3 separate regions of the Homo sapiens genome follow, and all the other regions are linked to region 1. Evidence: read pairs that join two places in POLR2A ChIA-PET (ENCODE). Cell type or tissue: MCF 10A. All regions are shown on one strand.

Region 1 (4,000 bases):
ATTAACCAGGGTTCAGTTAGTGAGGAACAAGGGAATGGGTGTTGGGCAAGCAGCTGGTGTCATCTGCCCCAGCAGCTGACGTTTACTGAGCATGTACAGTGAGCCAGGCTCTGTCCTAAGCTCTTAATGTGTAATATCTCATCAGGTCCTCTTGTTATTTATTATTATTTAGAGACAGGGTCTTGCTGTGTTACCCAGGCTGGACTGCAGTGGTGTAATCCCAGCTCGCTGCAGCCTTAAACTCCTAGGCTCAAGCAATCCTCCTGCCTCAGCCTCCCCTGTAGCTAGGATTATAGGAATGAGCCACCACACCTGGCTAATTAAAAAAAAAAAAAAAAAATTTTTTTTTTTGTAGAGATGGGGAATCTCGCTATGTTGCCCAGGTTGGTCTCAAACTCCTGGCCTCAAAGGATCCTCCTACCTCAACCTCTCATGCTGTTATTAACCCTGTCTATGAGGAACAACCTGAAACCCAGAAAACTTAAATGACTTGCTCAATCAAGATCACTCACCCAGCAAGGTGACTAGTCTAGAGAGGGTTACCAGATAAAATACAGGATGCCCAGTTAAATTAGAATTTCAGATACACACAAAAAAAAATATTTTAGGAAGCTAAGCAGTGGTGTGAGGGCTCAGGCACACTTCGTCTGCATAATAAGCATGAAGGAGTATCTCTTGGTTCCGCAAAGAATTAGACATTCCCCCATTTTTCATGAAACTTGACCCCTTTTGGATTAGCACTTGTTTTCTTCTTTTTGAAAGAGATACAGTTACAGAGAAATACGTCCCTGCTCTCAGAAAACAACAGTGTATGCATTTTGATGAATGGCACCCGACATTCAGCCTCAGGACCAGGGAGGCAGCAGGGAGAGTTGGGGAGTGTGGGGGAACTGGTGTGTCCACTTCAAATACCCCTGTCCCCAGCTGACGGTTGCCAGGTGGGAATGTGGATTTAGCCCAGTGAAATCTTACAGTGTTTTAAGGGAGGTAGAAATCTGAATTTTTATGTGAAATCTCTTGATTTATGAACATTAGCTCAAATTTAATTAAAATGCCCTGTGGGCCAAAGGAAATCCGTCTGCTGGCTTGTGGGCAGCCGGGGGAAAGCCTCTGCTGATCGGCTCTGGAAGTGGAGGCTGCAACTGCCTCAAAAAGAGGAGCGGAGCAGAGGCTGGGCTGGAGGCAGCCTGGGGCCTGGAGTGTGCTTAGGGTTAGGAATTGCAGCCAGACCTGGGTTCCATTCTCCTCTCTGCCAGGTAACTGCTGTGTGATGGTAGATGGGTTGCACAGCTTCTCTGTTTTCCAAAGCATTTAGAGTAAGTAATTGTATCCATTCTCCTGTGAGGATTCTGCTGAAGGAGCTGACACAGTCGAGGCACCTGGCGTGTAGTGGGTGCCCAACAAACACGAATCCTCTCCCCTCCCCTCCCAGGGCTCACTTAGGAGTTGGGGATTTGAACACTGCTTTTCCAGCTCCCCTTCCCTCCCTCTCCTCACTCCCTCCTTGCTTTCTCCTCCACCTCTTCCTGCTTCCTTTCTTCTCATTTTCTCTCTTCTGTCATTAAACAGTGGGAAAAATTAGGACCAGGTGTTAGGAGACCTGGGACCGGGCCCTGGTGCTATTCCTGTCTTGGGGTGAGACTTGGGGAAAGGCTTTTCTCATGGGACCTTAGTTTCTTCCTCTGTGAAATGGGCAGTTCTGATTGGAGACACAGGTGCACTTCCTGGTGCCAGGGTCGTGTGATTCTGTGGGGCCTTGGGGGTCACGGGGGGAGATGGCAGCCTTGGTGGTGATGGGAGGGGGTGGCTGGGGTAGGAGGCATGAGTCAGAGTGTGCTCTCAGGGCTGAGGAGCAGGAGAACATCCCGGCACATAGCACCCAGTGATTAGCAAACCGCAGGAAGGCAGAAGGCCGAGTCATCAGCGAGCTTGTAAACACTGTCCAAGGAGAGCCAGGCCCTGCTTGTCTGGGATTGGCCACAGGCCCCTCCCAGGGATTTGGGGTCAAAGTTCTTCATAAATCATCCTCCCAGAACACGAGAGCCCCACCCTCCTTCCAGACTTTCATTTATTTATTTATTTATTTATTTATTTATTTATTTAGAGATGGAGTCTGTCTGTGTCGCCCAGGCTGGAGTGCAGTGGCGTGATCTCGGCTCACTGCAGCCTCCCCATCCTGGGTTCAAACAATTCTCCTGCCTCAGCCTCCCAAGTGTCTGGGATTATAGGCATGTGCCACCACACTTAGCTAATTTTTGTATTTTTAGTGGACACGAGGTTTCACCATGTTAGCCAGTCTGGCCTTGAACTCCTGATCTCAAGTGATTCGCCCACCTCGGCCTCCCAAAGTGCTGGGATTATAGGCGTGAGACCCCACGCCTGGCCCCTTCCAGGCTTTCTGTGATCTGACTTCTGCTCACCTCTCCAGGGCCATCTTGAGACACCTTCTCTCTCACCCTTCTCAACTCTTGCCAGGCCAGAGCCTGGTGAGTTTCTGGATATATGCAGCTCTCTTCCTGCCTCCAGCCCTTTGCACAAACTGTTCCCTCTACCTGGAATGTTCTCTCCGTCTCCAGACCACAAGACAAAGTGTCCTTATCATTCCAATTTCAGCTCAAACATCACCACCAGTGGGAAACCCCCTCCCATCCCCAGGTGAACTCAGGTCCTCTTGTGGCCCCATTTACCTTCCCTCCAAACCACTGGCAGCCATCTGGGAGCTGTATTTATAGGCTTTTGTGTTTGCTCAGTCTGTCTCTTCTTTTCCTGAGGGTGGGGACTGGAGGAGTCATTTCTGCTGCCGTAAGTCAGTACCTGGCACAGAGCAGGTCAGCAATGAATATTTATGAGAGGAATGAATTGGTGAGTGAATGAAGTGCTCAGAAGGGTTATGGCAAATCCTCCAGGAGCCAGGGGAGCTCGGCATTCTCTCCATTAGTGATAGCATATCAGCCCAACCCTCTAATATTGCCTCACTGTACTTAGAGGAGAAAAAAAAAATCCAGATTTTTCCCTTGGCCTTCCCGTTTCTCCCAGGATCTAACCTGCTGAACTCTCTGACCTCCTTTCCTACCAGCTGTGCCCGCCTCCCACTGCATCCCTGTCCCAGTTCCAGCCATGCTGGCCTTTCTGTTTCTTTACAATACCAGGCTTGTTTCTGCCTCAAGGCAGCTTGCTTTTCTGTTCCTCGTGTTTGGAATGCTTGTCCCTCAGGCCTTATTATCATTTATATCTCAGCTGTGCTGCCTCCTGAGGGAGGCATTTTCCCACCCTCATTGTCCAAGAGATTACCCTGTTTTGTTCTTTCCCAGGATACATCACTATCTAAAATTGTTTTGTTTATTTACAAATATTTGATTGGCTTTTAGCTGAGTTCATGGCTGTGCAGAATAAACACAGACCTTCCTAGCTTCCCTTGCAGCTAGGTGCAGCCATGTGCCTGAGCTCTGGCCAAGGGGTTGAAATTAGTAGTGTGACAGGTTTCTGGACTGTTTCCTAGAGATTTAGTTGATGCCTGCCTTTTACTCATCATCCTTCCTTCTCCATCCTGTCATTCTGGAAGGCAGACGTGAAGGCCGGTGCAGTGGCCTTCATCTTGGATCATGAGAAAGTGGGGCCCACACCTAGAGATGGCAGACTGGTGTCCAGGAAGAAGCTGAGATACTGAGAGCTTCATAGAGTTACCAAATCCATCCCAAACTGCCTACATCTGGACTTCATTCACATGAGAGGAAAAGAAACTCCTCTTTTATTTCTTAATTTTTTCCAAATTTGGTTTACTACATTTTATTATGACTACATTTGTATGTCCCCAGGCAGTACAATCTGATATAAAATGTCAGCTAGAATACACACTGGGTCTTTTAATTTTTAAAATTTATTTGTATTTTTATTTATTTATTACTTTTTTGTTTATTTATTTTATTATTATTTATTAATTTTTTGAGGTGGAGTCTCGCTTTGTCGCCCAGACTGGAGCACAATGGTGCGATTTTGGCTC
Region 2 (4,000 bases), 180 kb after region 1:
CTGTGCCCCCATCATCTCCCCTACCCACACAGGCTTCTGGGAAGCTGCAGCTGGTCCCCAGGCTGTCCTGACCCCTGGGCTGGGTCCCCAGGATCAGCACCCCCAACTCCACACCTCCAAAGACAAACGCAGACACAACTCAAGGCCTGTAGTGTGGCTGGTTGCTTTGCAATTATTAATAATTTCCTCCCTCCGTCCCTCCTGCGGACCTGCTCAACCAGTCTCCCCACCAGCACGGAGCAGGCCTGACATTTGAACCAACTATTATTCTCTCTCCCTTCAGGGAGAAGCCAGGAGGGAATGTGGGCCTGTGTCCTGACGCTGCGCGGGGAGAGGCAGAGGCCGCCCACAGGTCCCCCTTTCAGTCCTGGGTGCAGCATCCAAGCTCCGCCGTACCCCGTGGCAATGGGCTCATTGCCCCTTTCCTGAAGACCAGGAGAGAGAGAGAGAGAGGGAGGTTGATTAAGCCCCTGCCAAGCAGCAGACAGGTTGGAAAATCCTCTTGCACGGAGGCAGGAGTGGAGGGTGGTTATGAGTCAAACTCAGGGTCTGGATTCCTGTCCTGGCTCTGCCCTTTCCTCGCTGTGTGGCCTTGAACAAGTCGTTTCACCTTTCTGAACCTTCTTTTTTTCATCTGCCAAATGGAGGGATGAATTCCCACGTTGCAGAATCCATGAGGTTTAAAAAGCCCCAGGCCCAGTGCCCAACAGGGTACACGGGAGAACAGTTCTCTGGGTCCAGAGGCTGCTCACAACCAGGAAGCCAGAGGGGCTGGGCCAAAGTGACAGCCAGCACTGCCCTGAAGACAGAGTCCCTAGGCCTCCAGGGGACAAAGCCTAGAGGGCCAGTTCCATCTCCAACTACATCCAAAACCGGTCAGTGGGCACAGGCCAGGGTATATGCCCCCCTAATTGCTCCCTGGCTCCATTAGTACCATGTGTGGCTCCTCCTGCAGCACCCAGCACACCCAGCCAGACCCAGAAAGGCTGATGCTGCCCCAGGTGCCCACCCTGGCTGGAGGGAGAGGGCAGCTCAGGCCGATGAGTCCTGGAGTAGTGGGGAACAACTAAGGGCCTCTGAGCAGGGGCAGGACCCGAGCTGGGAAGGTTGAAAGGTCAAGATCTAGCATTCGGGACCTCGCCATCTACCCTTTGACCCTTGTGGGATAGTAGAATGGCCAAGAGCCCAAGTCGCCTGGGTTCAAACCCAGGCTTCGATATTTGTAGCTGTGTTGCTGTGAGCAAGTTACTGGGCTTTTCTAACCTATCTAACCTCAACTAACCTATCTGTAAAATGGGACTAGTAATAGCCTACAACTGTCAAGAGTTGAAATGCAGCAATGACTTGTAAAGTACGTAGTACAGTGCCTGGCACTTAGTAGGTGTTCAGTAAGTGGATGCTGGTAGGAGTTTCTGCATCTACCAGGCAGTTTCGCTTATCATGCAGTTTCCTCTGTCTGGCAAGCCCATCTCCATACTTCTCCTCGTAGGAACTCCTATGCATCCCTTAAGGCCCTGCCCAAATAGTCCCACCTCTGAGGAGCCATCACTAACCCCTTACTTAAACAAACACAGGAAGCCCTTTCTTCTGGGCTCCCTGCCACCACATACTCCTCCCACAGCCTGGCCACACTGTCGGCAGATGAGCTGATGCCCGTGGGGCTCACCAGTGGATTACCAGTGCCTGCCTGGCGTGGAGAGCTGTGAATGAAAAGCTGCCCTCGCCTTAGTCAACTAAAAACAGAACACAAAAATCCCCACGGATGTGGAAAGAGCTTATAGTCTCCAGCCAAATTTTGAAAATGTTCTCAGGCCACCACCAGAGCAAAGGACAGTGCAGATCCCAATATGTAGAATTCAGGGTTGAAAATTCCTTTAATCAAATCAGTTATAGATTTTAAAAGGGAAGGGGCCAGAATACCATGTGGCTAGGTAAGAAGAATGAGGCAGCTCTGTGTGCTGATCTAGAACAGTCTCCAGGATAAGTTGTCAAATAATTAAAAAAAAAAAAAAATGAGGAGCAGAACACTGTAAGAAACATATTGGCTACCATTTGTGTGGAAGGGTGGGAGGGAGGCAAGGACAACATAGATATTTGTTTGTATGTACATAAATTAACTCTGGCCAAAATAGCAGGTTAACAGTGGCTGCCTCTAAGGAGGGGGAGTCAGAGGCTGGGGAAAGGAGAGAGTGAGGAATTGCCTTTCATTCCATACCCCTTTCTACTTTTGGATTTTGTAGCATTTGCTCACCATAGCTATTCAAAAATTAGCACATAAGCACATGTTTAGGGCATTGGAATTCACATACTCCAGCAGCAGGCCCTACCTGATTCAGGAACACTTCTCAGCACCCCTGACAGGCTATCCTGCTTTGAATGCTCCCAGTGACGGGGAGCTCAGTACTTTACCTGCCAGCTAATCCATCCAAAGGGTAGCTTGGAAGGATGGATTTGGGCTCAGTGACAGGAAGCAGGAATGTGCTTCTGGAGCCACACACAGGTGCCTCTTTCTTGCCCCTGACGTTGGGCAGAGATGTGACTGCCTGCCTAAGAACCTGCTCAGAGGGCCTGCCTGTCCCTGGGCCCAGGTGGGAGGTAGGCAGGAAGGTAGGGTGTGCTCTGCTGTGACTCAGGCCCCACGGGTGCCCGGAGCACAACCAGCTTCCCAGGACACAGCGCTGTGACTCAGGGCCACACAGCAGGGCCAACCCAGGTGGCAGCTGGCGGGCCACCAGCACACCCGCACCCTTCCCAGCCTCAATCCCCAGCAGGGCCTCTGTTGCCAGCATAAACCACCTCGCTCACCGCTGTCCCCATCCACAGAGGATGGAATGAGGAAATGAAGACCCTGGCACCAGACAGCCTGGGTTCAAATCCTGCCTCTGCCATTTGCTGGCTGAATGGTCCAGTGAGCCTGAGCCTCAGTTTCTCCATCCATACAAAGGGTGAGCCATGCTGCCTCGCCTTCCTCATAGGGTTGCCACGAAGATGCTGAGTTCATCCGAGAAAGGGTCCTGGATCAGCCCGGGCAGAGTCTTATGCAAATGTAAGCCATTATTATTGTGGGTGCCCAGCCAGATGTGGTGGTCACTGACATCGGAGCCTCGAAGGAAGCTTGGGTGCCTCCGCTCACCCCGCTGGCCTGGTCAGCAGGCCCAGGAGGAGCAGGCCTCCTGGGGCACCTGGCCTTGGGAAGGTTCAGGGACTCTAGGTCCCCCTGCCAGGTTATGAGCTCCATGACAACAGAAATTTTTCCCTCTCTCATTAGTGGGGCCCAGTGCCTGGTCCTGGTGCCTGGGATAACGGCTGGCACACAGGCAGAGTGAGCCTCACAGACCTGCAACGCATGCCTTCACACAGGGCCCCATGCTTGGATTAATGCCGTTACCTCTTGAAATTCTTAATTTTGAACAAGGACCATCACGTTTAATTTTGCACACGACACTGAACATTCTATAGCTGGTCCTGTACAGAGTTGACAGCCAGTACACCTTTTGGAATGAATGAATGAATGAATGAATGAATGAATGAATGAATGCCGCCCTGAGGTGTCATTTCTCTCATTTTACCTCTGAGGATCATGGACTCCAAGCCCCCTTTTACAGGCGGGAGAACAAAGGCTCATGAGCTGAACAGACTCACCCAAAATCATCCAGCATGAATCCAAACCCAGACTTGTCAGGCCCCAAAGCCCCAGATCCCGTGGCCTCCTCTGGCATGTCAGGGGCAGCTGATCTGTGCCTGGGGAAGGCACAGAGCAGTGGATCTCAGGGCAATGAGGCCAAACAGCAAGCTCTACCCCACTATCAGAGCTGCTCTGCTTCCCTTTTCTCAGCTGGGGAAACTGAGGCCCAGTTCTGGGTAGCACAGGCCCAGCTTGGCAAGGGTGCCTGCCTGGGAGGCATCCTGGCTGGATGCCCGGACAGGGGGCGGGGGCCTCTGTGAATCGCTCCTCAGTCCCCGCCGACCACAAGCGGGTTGGGTGAAAGGCGGCTGCTCC
Region 3 (4,000 bases), 140 kb after region 1:
AATTTGACTCGTTGGCCAACATTTAAAAATCAGGACTTTTCACATACAATCTCAGACTTCTGGCTTCTCTTACTAAATGGGAAGATCCGGGCCGCCTGCTGGCTCAGAGGCCACCGTCCCCTGAGGAGAGCCTGTTCTCTCCAGTTCACCGGAGCCAGCACCAGGCCACCTTACTCATCCTTTCACCTTCTGGCCCAGAGGTGCCTGGGTTTTGGTTCCCTGTTCTAAAGCCTGCTAAGGAGGATGCTGGGGAAATCAGAAAGCTCGAACAATTCTCTCAAGGCTGTCCAGCAACAGAGCTGCAGCCCGGGACTCGGGATACCCAGTCCTGCTGGGGACACCAAGTCCCTCCCCACAGAAGCTCCACAGACCCCACCTCAGTCTCCAGGAGCTGCTGACCCTGGCCCGGAGTCCCGGGGGACCAGGAGGCCGGGCTGGGGAAGGCCCCGTCCTGTTTAGGTTTTTGTGGTCTCGTGAGTAACCGAGTGGAAAAAAACAAGCTTGAAAAGATAACAATTACAACGAAATTAAATCAAATCAGACCCGTGACTCATTTATGGAGCCGTAAAAACAGAAAACAAAAACAAGCTGGTTCTGGAGAAGTGAGGCCAGGGTGAGGAAGGGAGAAGTCGGGGAAGGGAAAAAAATAAAGCAACAGCAGCTATGGCCCTGGGACTGTAAATTATCCCAGCAAGGAGGGAACCATGCGGGCCCTGGAGGGGCTGGGCCTTGGGGGTTCCGGAGCCAGGAGTCCCAGGACCCCGTGGGAGAGGCCAGAGACCCCACCTGCCTGCAGGATGGCTGACCTTGTCCCCCCAAACACCTCCGTGAGTTGGGTACCATTAGGGTGCCATTTTGCAGACAAGGAAGCTGAGCCTCAGAGGGACCAAGTGACAAACCTCGATCACACAGCCAGGAAGTAAGAGGACTGAGATTCAAACCTGGCTCCAAAGCCTGTAACGGGGTTCAGTTTTGTCATCTAGAAAACAGGCACCTGAGCTCAGCTCTGTTCCAAAAACAACAAAGAAGCCAGAGTCCTGGAAGCTTCCCTGGATGTTTTGGGAGCCCCGAAGCCTGACATCGGACATGGCTGCCCCTCTCTAGGTCTCACTGTCCCCATTTGTTCACTAATGGGGTCACATCAGGCAATGCCTAAGGAAGGCCCCAGCGGGTCTGACCCAGGGGAGCTTCAAAGCCTGTTTCCCAGAAGCCTCTGCCCCCGGGAGATGTAAGAGGAGCTGGAGGCAGAGCCAGAGGGAGCCAGCCGTGCAGGCCCACGATTCCCTCAGAGGTCGTCCTGACCCAGGGAGGAGACTGTGCAGGCAGCAGGAAGCTGGCCAGGCAGAGAAAGCACGGGCGCCGGGCTGATGAGGGTGGGATTGGATGGGGCTAGAAATCGGGAGCCAAAGCTAACACCACCACACGGCATTGGGTTTCAGGTGCTTACTAAGGGTCGGGCGTGGAGCTAAGCACTTTCCATTCATTCATTCATTCATTCATTCATTCATTTATTCTGCAACTATGGACTGAGCACTTTCTTGTACGAGGTGCTTTGTTGGGATCTGGGGACACAGTGATGACCAAGAGAGACAAAGATGGAGCTGCCACCCAGGAGCGGGTAGACAAAACAAGCAGGAACCATGATGAGTCAGGTAGCACTGAGAGATGCAGGGAGGAATTCAGTAAGGAGGGAGTGTCAGGGGCAGGAAAGGCCTCATGAGCTGCGACGTTTGAGCAGAGACTTGAAGGAGGTGCAAGGGCCGGCCCAAGCAAAGGGAAGGGCGCAGGTGGAGGCCCTGGGTGGGGCATGCCCGGTGCATTTGAGGACCAGCCAGAGGGCCAGCATGGCGGGGGCAGAGTCAATCCCTCCAACAGCCAGGGGAGCAGGCACTATATTACCTCCTCTTACAGAAGAGGAAAAGAGGCTCAGAGAGGGGAAGTGACTTGCCCAGAGTCACACAGCCCGGAAGTGGCAGTGTGAGGAGCAGTCACTCCTCGCAGTCAGGATGTGCCGGGGTGCATCCATGCCATCGGTGGCCCTGTGTGTGTGACGAGGCTGCACGGCCCAAGGGTGGCTCCCAGAAAGCGTGTGTCACCTGCCTTGGTCACAGCTGTGGGTGGTATGATTGTGCAATCCAGCACCCTGCAGGGAGCCAGGGGCCGGGACAGAGGCTGGGCCGGGACTTGACACAGCCCTGACTCCACCCCAGGCTCAGCCCTGCCATCACTCTGCCTCCCAAGCCCCATGGGGTCTAGGGGCTACCAGACAGCCAAGAATCCAGGGAGCTCACTCACACTGAGGTGCAAGTGACTGCTAGAAGCCCCTGGTTTGTCCCTATCCCTGGGCTGACCCTTTCAGCAGGTCACAGCAGCAGCTTTGGAGACTCAGTTTCCCCCTCTGTCAGATGACAGGTCCACTTAGTGGGTCTCCAACAGCAGTTGCAGGTTCTTGGGTCCAGAGAGAGCTCCCTGAAGTCACACAACCAGTGGCTGACGGAGTCAGGGTGACCCTGGCCTGCTCACTCCTGCCTGGAGGATGCCTCCCCCTGAAGCTCAGCCACCCAGGCTCCACCACTCTCCCCTCACCCACCCTCTTGCTGCCCACACGTCCAGGCCCTGGCCCACACTGTCCACTCTCCTGGGAGTGCCTTTCCCCTCCCCCTATGAAAAAAGAACACGGGATGGTCAGGGGCGTAGAGGGAGAGATTGTCGAGCAGGCAGAGGCTACTTAAGCCAGGGGAAGGGTCAGAGAAGGTGGCTGTCGAGAGTGGCATCCGAGCTCAGACCTGAAGGAGGTGAGGGAGCCGTGGACATCCATGGTGGACAAGGGCTCCAGGGACCTGCAAAGACCTTGAGGTGGAAAGACCCAGGGCTTCTTGAGGAACAGCAGGAAGCTATCAGGGCTGGAAGGGAGTACGCGAGGGAGAGAGGCAGCGAGGTCATCAGACAAGTGGAGGGTTTGCTGGGGGGCCAGGGTCGCACCCGGCCTCACGGGCCACAGGGAGCTTTCACTCAGAGAGCTGGGATCCCTGGGAGGGTCTGTGCTGGAAGGTATAGGTCCCTTCTGACAGGTCCCTCTGGTCGTGTGTGGAGAACAGACTGTGAGGGGCTGAGGGAGAAAAGGAAGCCAGGAGGAAGTGACTGCACCAGTCCAGGCGGTGGTGCTGGTGGCCGTGGCCGAAGCGGGGGCCGTGGAGGTGGGGAGACGAGGGCAGACTCCGGGTCTACCTTGAAGGTGGAGTCGACAGGATGTGATGAGCGATCAGATGTGGGAGCAAGTGAGAAGAAGAAGGCAGGGGAGACTCCCAGGTTTGGGGGACCACCTGGAGGATGCAGGAGCCATCAGTAGAGGCAGGACTGGCTTCGGGGGGCAGATCAGGAATGGAGTCCTGGCCAACCTGGGTTTGAGGCTTCTCCTGGTCATCCCAGCAGGGACAGAGACAGGTGGGTGGAGACCCCTGAGTCTAGGCTCAGGGGAGGCCTTGGGGAGGTGCCCTTGGAAGTCGCCAGCATTTAGATGAGGACGAGAACTGTCTTTGGTGTCTGTGTCCCCCTTCTTCCCTCTCATGCTAGCAGCAGGTCCAACCTGGGGAGGAGCTCCAGGGTATCCTAGGGACCCAGGAATAAGTCCATGAGCGTGTGTGACAAATGCCCACCATGGTTCAGGGCCATGCCAAGCGCTTTGCCCACTTGATGCCTTTCATTCTCACGACACCCTGAAGGGGTAGGGACCACCCCAGTCCCGTTTTACAGAGCCAAGAGGTGAAATGATTTACGCAAGTGTCACCCAGCAGTATGGGAAGGCTGCTCTACGGGAGGGTCAGGGAGCGGCACACAAGGCCATCAGGGAAGGCACTGCAGTGCTCAGCAGCGCCGGATCACAACGCCCGCCCCCTGGCTGGGGGACACCCCAGGTTCCTGAGTCTCCCACATCGCCTCCTCCAGGCAGCAGGCAGGATTACCTCTTGGTGATTCTGGGGCCTCCAGAAAAGGGCTGAGG

What was found. ChIA-PET counts read pairs that join two places held together with the same protein. Peaks named below come from ENCODE experiments on the same cell type or tissue, not always from the same donor. Only the 100,000 strongest peaks of a DNase experiment are listed, where the experiment ranks them.
Region 2: POLR2A ChIA-PET joins it to region 1 with 5 read pairs; 2 of 35 experiments call an interaction of 5 or more read pairs at or near these places.
Region 3: POLR2A ChIA-PET joins it to region 1 with 8 read pairs; 4 of 35 experiments call an interaction of 5 or more read pairs at or near these places.

The regions. Positions count from the first base shown.
Region 1 is chr20:50,421,247-50,425,246 of GRCh38, reverse strand. No RefSeq gene overlaps it. Among named protein-coding and RNA genes, the nearest start is that of PTPN1, 87 kb to the left of the region's middle. In MCF 10A, no CTCF peak of the experiment used is centred here; DNase peaks (open chromatin) are centred at 1,916 and 2,576.
Region 2 is chr20:50,243,280-50,247,279 of GRCh38, reverse strand. The region is part of intron 1 of LOC107985386 (a long non-coding RNA gene); the gene reads left to right. Among named protein-coding and RNA genes, the nearest start is that of PELATON, 22 kb to the left of the region's middle. In MCF 10A, no CTCF peak of the experiment used is centred here; DNase peaks (open chromatin) are centred at 1,579 and 3,969.
Region 3 is chr20:50,282,162-50,286,161 of GRCh38, reverse strand. No RefSeq gene overlaps it. Among named protein-coding and RNA genes, the nearest start is that of LINC01270, 8.6 kb to the left of the region's middle. RefSeq lists a silencer at 246-295. In MCF 10A, a CTCF peak has its summit at 3,922; DNase peaks (open chromatin) are centred at 531, 1,691 and 2,131.